Linked DNA regions of Homo sapiens: region 1 is linked to region 2. A link is a contact called in ENCODE Hi-C or POLR2A ChIA-PET data. All regions are on one chromosome and are shown on one strand. Each heading gives the region's core, a stretch centred on a gene start or an enhancer-like site at or near the end of the contact. The rest is flanking DNA. Distances are from core to core; before and after follow the strand shown.

Region 1 (5,739 bases), core at 1,033-3,532, 600 kb after region 2:
TGGAATGCCCTACCCAGTTTTGTCCCCAGTGCGCGTGCTCACCAGCCAGCTGGGGTCTGTCAGCAGCGAGGGCCCACAAATCTCCAGGCAGCCCCCTTTCTCCTCTACACAGGTTTTCACTCTGGCCTGACACCTGTTTCCCTTCACTGCTTCTGCCCCCAGGAATGATGCTCCAAGTGCCAGCTCTGGAATGACAAAAATGATAATGATGGTAAAAGGAATAAGAGCCACTGTTTATGCAGTGTGTGCTGTGGCCAGGCACCTTACGTGCATTATTGCAGTTTTCCCTCAAAGTTTTATAAAGTAGGAGTTATTGTTCCCATGTGACAGATGAGGAAATGGAGGCAAGGAGAGGTTCAGTAACACACCTAAGCTCTCACAGCTAGAAAGTTGCACAGCCTGGAGGTATAGTCAGGCTACCTAACTCTAAATGTGTCCTTCTCACCACTCCTGTCTTCTTTCTGGCTGTTTTCTTCAAATACACACATGTGAGGAGAAGTTGAGGAACAGTTTCCAGGAAGCAGATACTACCCAGGGAAGGAGGTTGTGTGTGATTGACAAGCTCTCCCCATGAGGACCTGTTCTGCATTGTGGGCAGGGGAGAGTAAGGGAGGGTGGGAGTCACCCAGGAGGCTGCCGTAGGGAGGGTTGAGCTATGTTTGGGTTTAGGAGAGGATGCGGGGAAGGTAGCTGTGATTACCAAATATTCCAGCCCTTTTTGACTGAGGAATGAACAAGGCCAGGGCTGTGGTCCTGCCCTCTTCATAATGGTATTTGTAAAGTCTGTGTTAAATGCAGAGAACCAATAGTAATATAATCTCTGAGTATTGTGCCCTCTTAGAGCTGTAGACTTGCAGATTGTTGGAATCACAGAATCCCAAACTCTGAGAACTGCAGAGCTCTAGAATCATAATGTTGGGGGCCTCCCATTTACACGGTACCTAAGAGAACGGCACCGACATGCATGGACACCAGGCAGGCTTGCACACGGCAGACTGGAGCATCCTCTACAGCAGGCTGTCCAAAGGAAATAGGATTCGAGCCACAAGTGCAATTTCAAATTTTCTACTAGCCACATTTAAAAAAAAATTAAAAGGAAACCGGTGAAATTAAAGAGTATACTTTTTGTTTAACCCAATATATCCAAAATATTATGATGGTACCATATAATCAACTTAAAAATTATGAATGAGACTTTTTTAACATTCTTTTATCGTACTAAACCTTAACAATATGGTGTGTATTTTGGACTGACAGCACGTCTCAGGGTAGACCCACCCCATTTCAGTTGCTCAGTAGTCACATGTGGCTAGTGGCAACTGGAGTAGATAGGATAGCTCTAGGTAGGAGACCCTCCTCCCCCAGGTTCCCACTGGGAGGTGCATTGTGAGGCCTGGGCTGTGGGCTGATCTTCCCCTGGCCAGAGGAGCAGGCTCTTGGGGAACATTGGCAGTGGCGTTACTCTTTTTGTGGTTTGGAAACAGACACTCCCAACTTGGAGTGCTCCAGCCATCTTGCCAGCTGCTCCTGTTCATCACAGCTGCTCCAGGGCTGACCTTCAGAGAGATCTCTCGATGCCCAGAGAGAGCTCTTAGGTGGTTGGATGGAGCCCGAAGCCCAAGCCGACCCAACAGGGCAGAGAGGAGCCACGTGGCCGAAACCCCAGGCATCCTTCTTGCTTCTGCCCCTTGCTGGAACAGAATGGCTGGGCTGTGCTTCCTGGCGTGTGGCCCTGCCATATTCCATCCCTGCCTGCCAATCCCTAGGGGGTGAAGAGGTGGGAGTGGGGAAGCACACAGCCCTGTGCCTGACATCCCCCTCCTCTGCACAGCATGCAAGGCCACCTTCCCGGGCTGATGCTGTGAAAGCGATTCTCTGTCTCTCTCCTGCAGCCACGGGGAGATAAAAGCCAGGGCTGTGGGGATGGTAGAGAGGGAGCCAAATTATATTTATAATATTAAAGTGAGTGCATTTGTGGCTTGCTGTTCTCCAGGGTTTTTCATAAGTAGAAAAACACAAATTAGCATTTTCCATTTCCATATATTGACTAGAAAAATCGCCTGCTCTCAATTAAGACCTATAGCTTTTGGGATGTATGCAACAATTTTATAAAATATTTACAGCAAGATTTGCATTTTACATGGTGTTACAGTTTTTCTTGTGTTTAGGAGTAAGGGCTGAGGCCTTCGAGAGGAAATACATTCTCTGGAATCGAGGGGGAAGGAAGCTGCGGGCTGTTGTTTTTCTTGCCTTCTCTATCTACTCCGGCTGTCCAGGGCTGACGTTGTCTCTGGTAATTACCTAAGGCTGATCCACCCCTGAGCTATTTGTTAGTCTGTTTTCAAAGCCCGTGCTCCTTTGACAAATCTATTACTTTCCCTTTAAAACTTGCCGGAATGGAGCTGTTTGCGGCTTTGTGCGAGATGAAGAAGAACATTTTTTTTTCCCAATGTAAAAGCATGCCGTAAAGAACATAGCTATTTCCTGGATAATTTGCAGTTGTATATTTTATGTTAATTTCACCGAAAATACTGCACCCCTGCCAGGTTTAGTAGTGGCTCACTGTGATATGAATAATTTCTAGTGAATCATTTTTTTTTCTTCATTTAAGATTTGGCACCTTTTTAAGATTTTAATAATAGCAACAAGGAGGAAGATTTAGAACAAGTGAAACATTAGTGCCAAAGAAATTCACGTTGAGCGCTAATGTAAAATAGCAAGAATAATTACATGGAAAGCAGTTTCCACAGATGTTTTTCCTTGTAATGTAATAACTATTTACTAAACTGTTTATTTTAGGCCTTTGGTTTATAATAAAATATTTATACATTCTCTGCTGTAATAAAAAAATATTGACAAAATACTATAGAGGTTTAAAAAGACAATTGATATTTTTATTTTCCAGGAAGCGAGCATGGTTTAAAAGTTTGGTGCTATTTTGGTGGATGTTTCAAGATTAGTGAATCTGGGTTTGGTTTTTGAGTTCATTTCTTAGTTTACTGTTTCAGAACTAACTGCACAGAAAAATTTTGTTAGCCTATCATTGGATGCAGGTACTGGTGGGCACTTTATTTTTTAAAATAGAATTCTTACCTGTGAATCCCTCCAGTTGAGTGCTAAATATGAGTTGCAGATCTCTCCCTATTAATCAGTCAGGCTAAGCTGGTCTGTGGCTGGGAAGGCAGGAAGATGCTAGTGAGTGCGCCTGGGAATTTAAGTTCAGGCAGGATCAGGGGCTGTTTGGAGGGCAGTTTAGCCCTGGGGTTTCTGGAAAGATTTGACCTTGATTTTCAGCCTCTGTCTGTAGCCACTGAAGTATGTCCAGGGACAATGTCCCAGTGTGGGTTTACCACATGTGAGCTCCATCTGGAGCTGGGAGTGGCAGGGAAACCCTAACTTCTTGAGCCCCTCTTTTGTACTGTCCTCATTGGGGAGGAAAACCAACAGGAGGGGACACAAGAGAGACCCCCCCACCCCCACCTCAGCAGCACTCCCTGCCCTCCCGCCTTTAGCTGTGACGCAGATCGTGCTGTTGGGGTCACCCGGGTGTTCAGGGTGAAAATGGCCAAGGTGGTGGGGTGGAGAGGAATTTAAGGACCAAAACAAGAAAGAGGATGCCAAGGAGTTCTGAAAGAGCCTGGCTGGGCCTTGTCTGTGTTTTGGGAGCAACTGACCAAGGTCCAGTTTTGTAAGAACCAGCCTCCTTCCGCCCTCTTGCTCTCCCAAGACATCTGCGTTGACAGCCCTGTGTGTGCCTGTCGTAGCTCCTGAGGGTATGTCTGTGAGCCTGAGTGGTGGCCTCTGTGTATCATGTTGTTCTTGCTGCTGTTGGCCGTGTGTGCTCTAATTTGTGTTATATTTGCGCCTGTCCATCTGCATCCCCGTGAGTTTGTTTCGAGTCTTCTGTTTATGGGTTTAGATGTCTTTGTGCCTGTGGGTGTTTTTTTGGGCTAACACATTGGATGCTTCTTTCTGTGCTTTGTGTTTGTCTTTGAGTGTGTTTGTGGTCTTATGTGTTTAATGCTTTGTATTTGGATCTGTGGGTTTATCTGTGTTTTTGTGTCTATCTTGGAGTGTATGTCTCTATATTCCTGTCTGTGTGTTGTGTGTATGTTGGGTGTGACAGTGAACCCCTCTTCTGTATGCCTGTGTTTTTCTGTTTGTGTCAGTATGCACTTGTGTGTGTGTGTCTGTGTGAGAGAGGTAAGCATTCCCTCTGTTGAGAGAGGCCTGGGGGCTTCCCAGCTTGGAGGCAGCTGGCTGTGTTACCGCAAGGGTGTGGCCATCTCTTTCCACCAAACTTTCTGATGGAAGGAGAGGAGAGAGGAGGCAGGGAAGAGATTCCAGAGGGGCCAGAGGGGATGGCGCATGGGAGGGAAGTGTGGAATTTTTAATAAAGAGAGAGACAACTGAACCAGGGTCTAACACCCTGCACAATCTGGAAGGGAACATTTACTGCTCTGGGTTCTTAATCCAGATATGTCCCCACTTCTGTTTACCCCCCAGCTGAAAGGCAGGCAGCTGGGGGGCTGAGGGGAGGGGATGGTTCTCAAGGACTCGCTTTGCACTGCTAGTTTTTGAGTTCTATCCTGACTTGGTCCATCCCCAGTAATCTAGGACAACATTTCCTCCTGTTCTCCTGCAGGGGACAGGAAGCTGCCTCTGGGGAACCTGCGGGTTCCATGGGGGGCCAGGAGGAGCCTCTTACAGATAGAGATTTCTGCTGCCTTCTGAGCCCCTGGCAGAGTTCTTGGTCTTCTCTTCAGTAGTGTGTTGCCTCCGCGGCCCCCTCTCCCCAACCTTGTGCTTTCCTAAATAAGCTTTACTCACTTTGCAAAGGAAGTGGATTTCTTCCAGGTCCCACACCAGCGGTGCTGGTCTTGGGGGCTTCTCGGAGATCTAAGGCCATTCTCCCTTCTCTGTGAGCAGGCTTGGGGCTTGGGTGTTTCATGTATACAGATGGAGAAACAAAGGCACGGAGGGCATATGGCTTGGTTGCAGGCAGAGAGTCAGGGTAGAGTTTGGAAGTTGACCTGTGGGAGGTGCTACAATCCCACCAGAAAGAGATCTCTGCAAACCCTGTCCGCCAGACTTCAGAGAGGGTTCTGGCGGGAGAGGCAGGGGTGAGACCTCTAAGGGACAAGAGTGAGGTCTGTGAATGGCAGAGAAATTTTTTTTTTTTTGAGACAAGGTCTTACTCTGTCACCCAGACTGGAGTGCAGTGGCATGATCATAGCTCACTGCAGCCTTGACCTCCCAGGCTCCAGCAATCCTTCCACCTCAGCCTCCTGAGTAGCTGGGACCACAGGCACGTGCCACCACCCCTGGCTAATTTTTAAATTTTTTTTGTAGAGACAGGATCTTGCTATGTTGCCCAGGCTGGTCTTGAACTCTTGGCTTCTTGTGATCCTCCCAAAGCACTGAGATTACAGGCATGAGCCACCACGCAGAGCCCAGAGGTTTGGCTCTTTGGGGTGGGGATGAGTTTGGGGTCAGAGCTGGATTGCTGTGGATAGCAGTCACCACCAGGGGTCCCCCTTCTCTTCACTCCCCCATACAACCTTTCCTCCAAATCCATCTTGATCAGGTATTTGAAGGATTTTGGTTTGGGGAGGGTGAGCTGATGACTGCACCTGGATGACTGACCCTTCTCCAGACCCACAACCGCACGAAAGCTGTCTCTCCACACCTTGCTAACATATCTTCTTCCCTGTTTATGGATGGCAGTGAGAAGTTGAG
Region 2 (5,289 bases), core at 2,707-5,206:
GAATGTTCCATCCTTTTCTCAATGACTGAGTAAATGCTGCTCCAGTATGCCCAATGGCCTGTCCCCTTACTCCCCCACTAGTAATTCTACCACCCCACACACTTTCTTTGGGAAACAATTCATATCCCTACTATTCCATGTGATTCTGGTGAGGCTGCACTGCAAAGCCAGCTGGCAGTTCAGGGCAGGAACAGCCATGCGTGGCCCCCAGTTAGTGTAGCATCCCCATGGTCATGGGCCAGGGATGGGCACATGGCCCCAGCACCCCACGTGGTATCTTCCTTAGGACTTTACACACTGACTCTAAGGAAGGTCACTTCCCTCTTTGATCTCAAGCTATAAAAATAGAAGCCTGGAAGTATCAAAAAACCACACCTCCTTTCCTCTGGCTGCACAAAGGAAGCCATTAGCAACAGGAGAGAATGGAGCCAACCCCAAAAAGAATCAAAGTCAGGGGAGAGATAGGCACTTGAGCTTTCTCTGGAGTCACTAAAGCAAATACCACCTTTGCGTAAGCAATTATGAGTTTATTTACCTTGCACCTGAAAGACTCCTGATTCACACACAAAGACTTTGATTATATATACTCTCATGGATAGCTGGATCAGGTCTTAAGTGTTCTTTCAGATCTATGGCTATTTCTGTCTATTCGAGGGCTCAGATTACCCTTTAAAATTCATGTAAAATCTATAAGTAGTTGACAGTACAAAACCAATCGTCTTCCAAACTCATCTTTAGTTTTCAAAATGTTCTTGGCTATTCTTGCCTGCTTATTCTTCCAGATGCTCTTTAGAATCATTTTAACAAATGACTCTCCCACCCTCCCCACAAAAAAATCAGTGGGATTTTAATTTAAATTATATTAATTAATACATTAGTGAGTTGATCTGATATCTTCAAGTTTTTTTTTAAAATGCAACCCACTGTAAAGATTTTTATATTTTCTTCACTTTTCTGGCTTTGCTCTAAATTATCTTAGGGATTTGATGCTCTAGTAAGTGAAATTATTTTTTCTTTTACTTTCCTTTCCTTTTCTTCTTTTTTTTTTTTTTTTAGACAGAGTCTCACTTTGTCACCCAGGCTGGAGTGCAGTGGCGTGATCTCAGCTCACTATAACCTGTGCTTCTCAGGTTCAAATGATCCTCCAACCTCAGCCTCCAAAGTAGCTGGGACTATAGGAGCTCACCACCACACGTGGCTAATTTTTTTGTATTTTTTGTAGAGACGGGGTTTTGCCATGTTGCCTAGGATGGTCTTGAACTCCTGAGCTCAAGAGATCCACCCACGTTGGCCTCCCAAAGTGCTAGGATTACAGTCATGGGCCACTGTGCCCGGCTTTTTTTTTTTTTTTTAATTATATTTTCTGTCACATATTACAGATACTGACTTTTGTGTGTTTATTTTGTAGCCAAGCAGGCAGTTTTCTTGCCCTACTACATTGGCTAGAATTACTAAAATAAGATCAAATAACATGGTGAGGGCAGGCATCCTGTCTTGTTACGGATTTAATGTGTTAAATCAAGTTTAGCCTAAAACTGTCTCCTTACATATTTTAAGTTTGACCTACAGGTTTTTCTGTCCATAATGAACTATAACCAAAATGGAGATGTAAACAGACTATAACCTGCTCTTGTGCCAATCACCGAGTTTTGGCCAATCAAAGGTGGCCAACTGTACAAACCTCAACTTGTGTTCAAATAAGGCAAATTCAGAGCTGTAACCAATCCGGCTGTTTCTGTACCTCACTTCCGTTTTCGGTACATCACTTTCCTCTTTCCATTCATAAATCTTTTTCCACGACATGGCTGTGCTGGAGTCTCTGAACCTACTCTGGCTCGGGAGGCTGCCCAATTTGCAAATCATTCTTTGCTCAATTAAACCATTAAATGGCATGGTGGCTCACGCCTGTAATCCCAGCACTTTCAGAGGCCCAGGCAGGCAGATTGCTTGAGCCCAGGAGTTCAAGACCAGACTGGGCAACATGGCAAAACCCCATGTCTACAAAAAATACAAAAATCACCCAGGCGTGGTGGTGCACACCTGTAGTCCCAGCTACGCAGGAGGCTGAGGCAGGAAAATCACTTGAACCCAGAAGGCGGAGGTTGCAGTGAGCTGTGCTTGCACCACTGCACTCCAGCCTGGGTGACAAAGCAAGACTCTGTCTCCAAAAAAAACTTAAATTTAATTTGGCTAAGGTTTTTCTTTTAACAAATGGGAAGTGTCTCTAGTGTTTCACATAATGTGTACTGGTTTGAAAGTACCACTCTTTATCAGCTCTTTAACAGGTTAAGGAAACACCTTTATATTCCAAGTTTACCAAAGGTTGTTGTACTCTGTTTTTTTTTTGTTTTTTGTTTTTTTTTTAGAGATGGGGTCTTGCTATCATCCCCAGGCTGGAAGGCAGTGGCACAATCACATCTCACTGCAGCATCAAGCTCCTGGGCTCAAGTGACTCTCCTGACTTAGCCTCCCAAGTAGCTGAGACTACAGGCATGTGCCCACATCCTGCTTAAAGTTGTACTATTTTTTTTTTTTTGAGACAGGGTTTCGTTCTGTTACCCACACTGGAATGCAGTGGCACAACCATAGCTCACTGCAGCCTTTACTTCCTGGGCTCAAGCAATCCCCCTGCCTCAGCCCCACTGTAGCTGGGACTACAGCTGCATGCCATCACACCCAGCTAATTTTTGTCTATTTTTTTTTTTTTTGTAGAGACAGGATTTCACCATGTTGCCCAGGCTGGTCTCAAACTCCTGGCTCAAGCGATCTGCCCGCCTTGGCCTCCCAAAGTGCTGGGATTACAGGCATGAGGCACTACCCCTGGCCAGTTGTACTCTTTTTAACAGACATATTTAAGATTTCACTCCATACTTTCAACAAGCATCTATTGTATTTTTTGCAGAATAAAGCAACATTGGTAGCTTCTTCCTTTCATGATGAAGGAGATGATGATGATGATGATGATGATGATGATGATGATGATAATGATAAACTAAAAGCTACTCTAAGTATATGGCTTCCCGGTAAACAAATTTCACAAACAAGGCACTCATACTGTGGTAACAACAAAAATGTTTTAAGTCAAACAAAAGCCCACTACTATAATAAATCTTTTTTTTCACACTCCTAATTAGGTAACTCTCTTAACCAAATAAATAGCAAACAAAACAAAATAAAAACAATACATCTAATACTGCCATTGGGCTGCCAACCAGCAGATCACAGGATGACATTTTCTGGATATGCACAAAACTGAAAACATTTCAGATATTTTCTATAATTCTTTGAGTATAAAAATTTTCTGGACTATGTACTGTTTCATCTTATCAAATCCCTCAGACCAAATTTATTTAGATACATATGTTGCATTTACCACCTAATTTCTCTTAAACTTTGCTGTCTACAGAAGTTATTAGCAGGCACATCTGTGTACAATATACTGTAAAGTTCTACATTGACTATTTCTTCCGCTCCAAAGCAGGGCCTGGGATGATTACCATTCCAAGAGTATTTCTACTATATCTATTGTAGACAACACAGAACTTTATCAAAATAATGCTTACTCATTAGCCCTGTAAAGGCCTCCCACTGAAGTTATCTTTATTCCTGAATACAGTATAAGATCTTTAAGACCTATGGACAAAATAAGAGATCTACTATATAGCTCACAAAATTGTAAAATTTATATGTATATTTTTTATACCTTTATACATTTACATGTCTTTTGGAAGATACTGTGAACACTGATAATTTTAAAGAGGCCTCATTTAGTTTCATTAATGAAAATGATATGCATAAGTACTGCACACTTTCCTCTTTACATGCTAAAACTTGAATAATGACAAAAATATGCTGTACACTAAGCCAGACATAATTTAAAGCCTCCTTTTGTTTTCATGACTCAGGACCATCATTAAACACACCCATAATTGTCCAGTATCATTCCAAGTAGCTTGGGGTCTAAATCTGGACTCTGCTATGGGCTCACTCTTCCTGCTTAATTCTGACTTCCTCCCCTTTCCTCTTTCAGTTTTCATTCCGCTTAACACAGTCATTAATAGAAAGTAAACTCACTGAGAGCCAAAGGATTTCTCCAAAAGAATCAAGTTCGTACTTTCAATGCTAGGCTTTCAAAGCTATATGATGAGATAAGAGTGCCTTCCACATTTCCTTAGCTGTGCTTTGGAGGGGGTATCACCAGGACAAAGCATCTAACTTCTGTATGGTACCTCATATTTTTCAAAGAAGCTCTTACCTATTCTCTGTTTCAGTCATCCACAATAATCCTGTGAATCAAACTAGGCAGAATTTAACTTCTAATTAAAAAAATGTTTATGGGAAATAATCGATTTCCCTAAGATCACATAGAAAATCAATTAAACAAGCCTGGGCAGTCTACAAAAAAAAATTTAAAAATTAGCCAGGCCGGGTGCAGTGGCTCATGCCTGTAATCCCAGCACTTTGGGAGGCCGAGGCAGGCGGATCACAAGGTCAGGAGATCGAGACCATCCTGGCTAACACGGTGAAACCCCGTCTCTACTAAAAAATACAAAAAATTAGCCGGGCATGGTGGCGGGCGCCTGTAGTCCCAGCTACTTGGGAGGCTGAGGCAGGAGAATGATGTGAACCTGGGAGGCAGAGCTTGCAGTGAGCCGAGATCGCGCCACTGCACTCCAGCCTGGGTGACAGAGCGAGACTCCGTCTCAAAAAAAAAAAAAAAAAAAAAATTAGCCAAGCACGGTGGCTAGCGCCTGTAGTTCCAGCTACTGTGGGGGAAAGGAGCGGGTGGGGGTGGAGGGGTGCTGAAGTGCAAGTATCGCTTGAGCCCAGGAAATTGATGCTCCAGTGAGCCATGACTGCACCACTGCGCTTCAGCCTGGGCAACAGAGCAAGACCCTGTCTCAAAGCAAATTCAATGAACCTGAAAAAAAGAAAAAGAAAGAAAGAAAGAAATAATGGCCAGGCATGGTGGCTCATGCATATAATCACAGCGCTTTGGGAGGCAGAGGCGGGTGGATCGCCTGAGGTCAGAAGTTCAAGACCAGCCTGGCCAACGTGATGAAACCCCGTCTCTACAAAAATACAAAAACTAGCCAGGCAAGATGGCAGGTGCCTGTAATCTCAGCAACTCAGGAGGCTGAGATGGGAGAATCGCTTGAACCCGAGAGGCAGAGGTTGCAGTGAACTGAGATTGCACCATTGCACTCCAGCCTGGGCGACAGAGCAAGACTCCGTCTCAGAGAAAAAAAAAAAAAGAAAGAAAAGAGAAAGAAAGAACAGAAAAAAGAA

The links. Hi-C counts contacts between places; a loop is a spot of excess contacts on that map. ChIA-PET counts read pairs that join two places held with the same protein, here RNA polymerase II (POLR2A). Pooled maps may share reads with other maps.
Region 1: a map with no recorded cell type shows a loop between it and region 2 (5-fold over the local background). The contact joins two enhancer-like sites. A Hi-C loop is called at or near these places in 1 of 37 single-sample maps with no recorded cell type and 2 of 50 pooled maps. POLR2A ChIA-PET finds 5 or more read pairs at or near these places in 1 of 52 experiments (AG04450).

The regions. Positions count from the first base shown.
Region 1 is chr16:49,592,879-49,598,617 of GRCh38, reverse strand. The region is part of intron 5 of ZNF423 (zinc finger protein 423); the gene reads left to right. Among named protein-coding and RNA genes, the nearest start is that of LINC02179, 130 kb to the right of the region's middle. RefSeq lists an enhancer at 1,159-1,679. Within about 2 kb of position 2,282, at least 5 of the 41 ENCODE cell types and tissues checked have a DNase peak (open chromatin) inside an H3K27ac peak, as active enhancers do.
Region 2 is chr16:50,194,183-50,199,471 of GRCh38, reverse strand. All of the region lies in intron 1 of TENT4B (terminal nucleotidyltransferase 4B), which reads right to left. Among named protein-coding and RNA genes, the nearest start is that of TENT4B, 44 kb to the right of the region's middle. Within about 2 kb of position 3,956, at least 5 of the 41 ENCODE cell types and tissues checked have a DNase peak (open chromatin) inside an H3K27ac peak, as active enhancers do.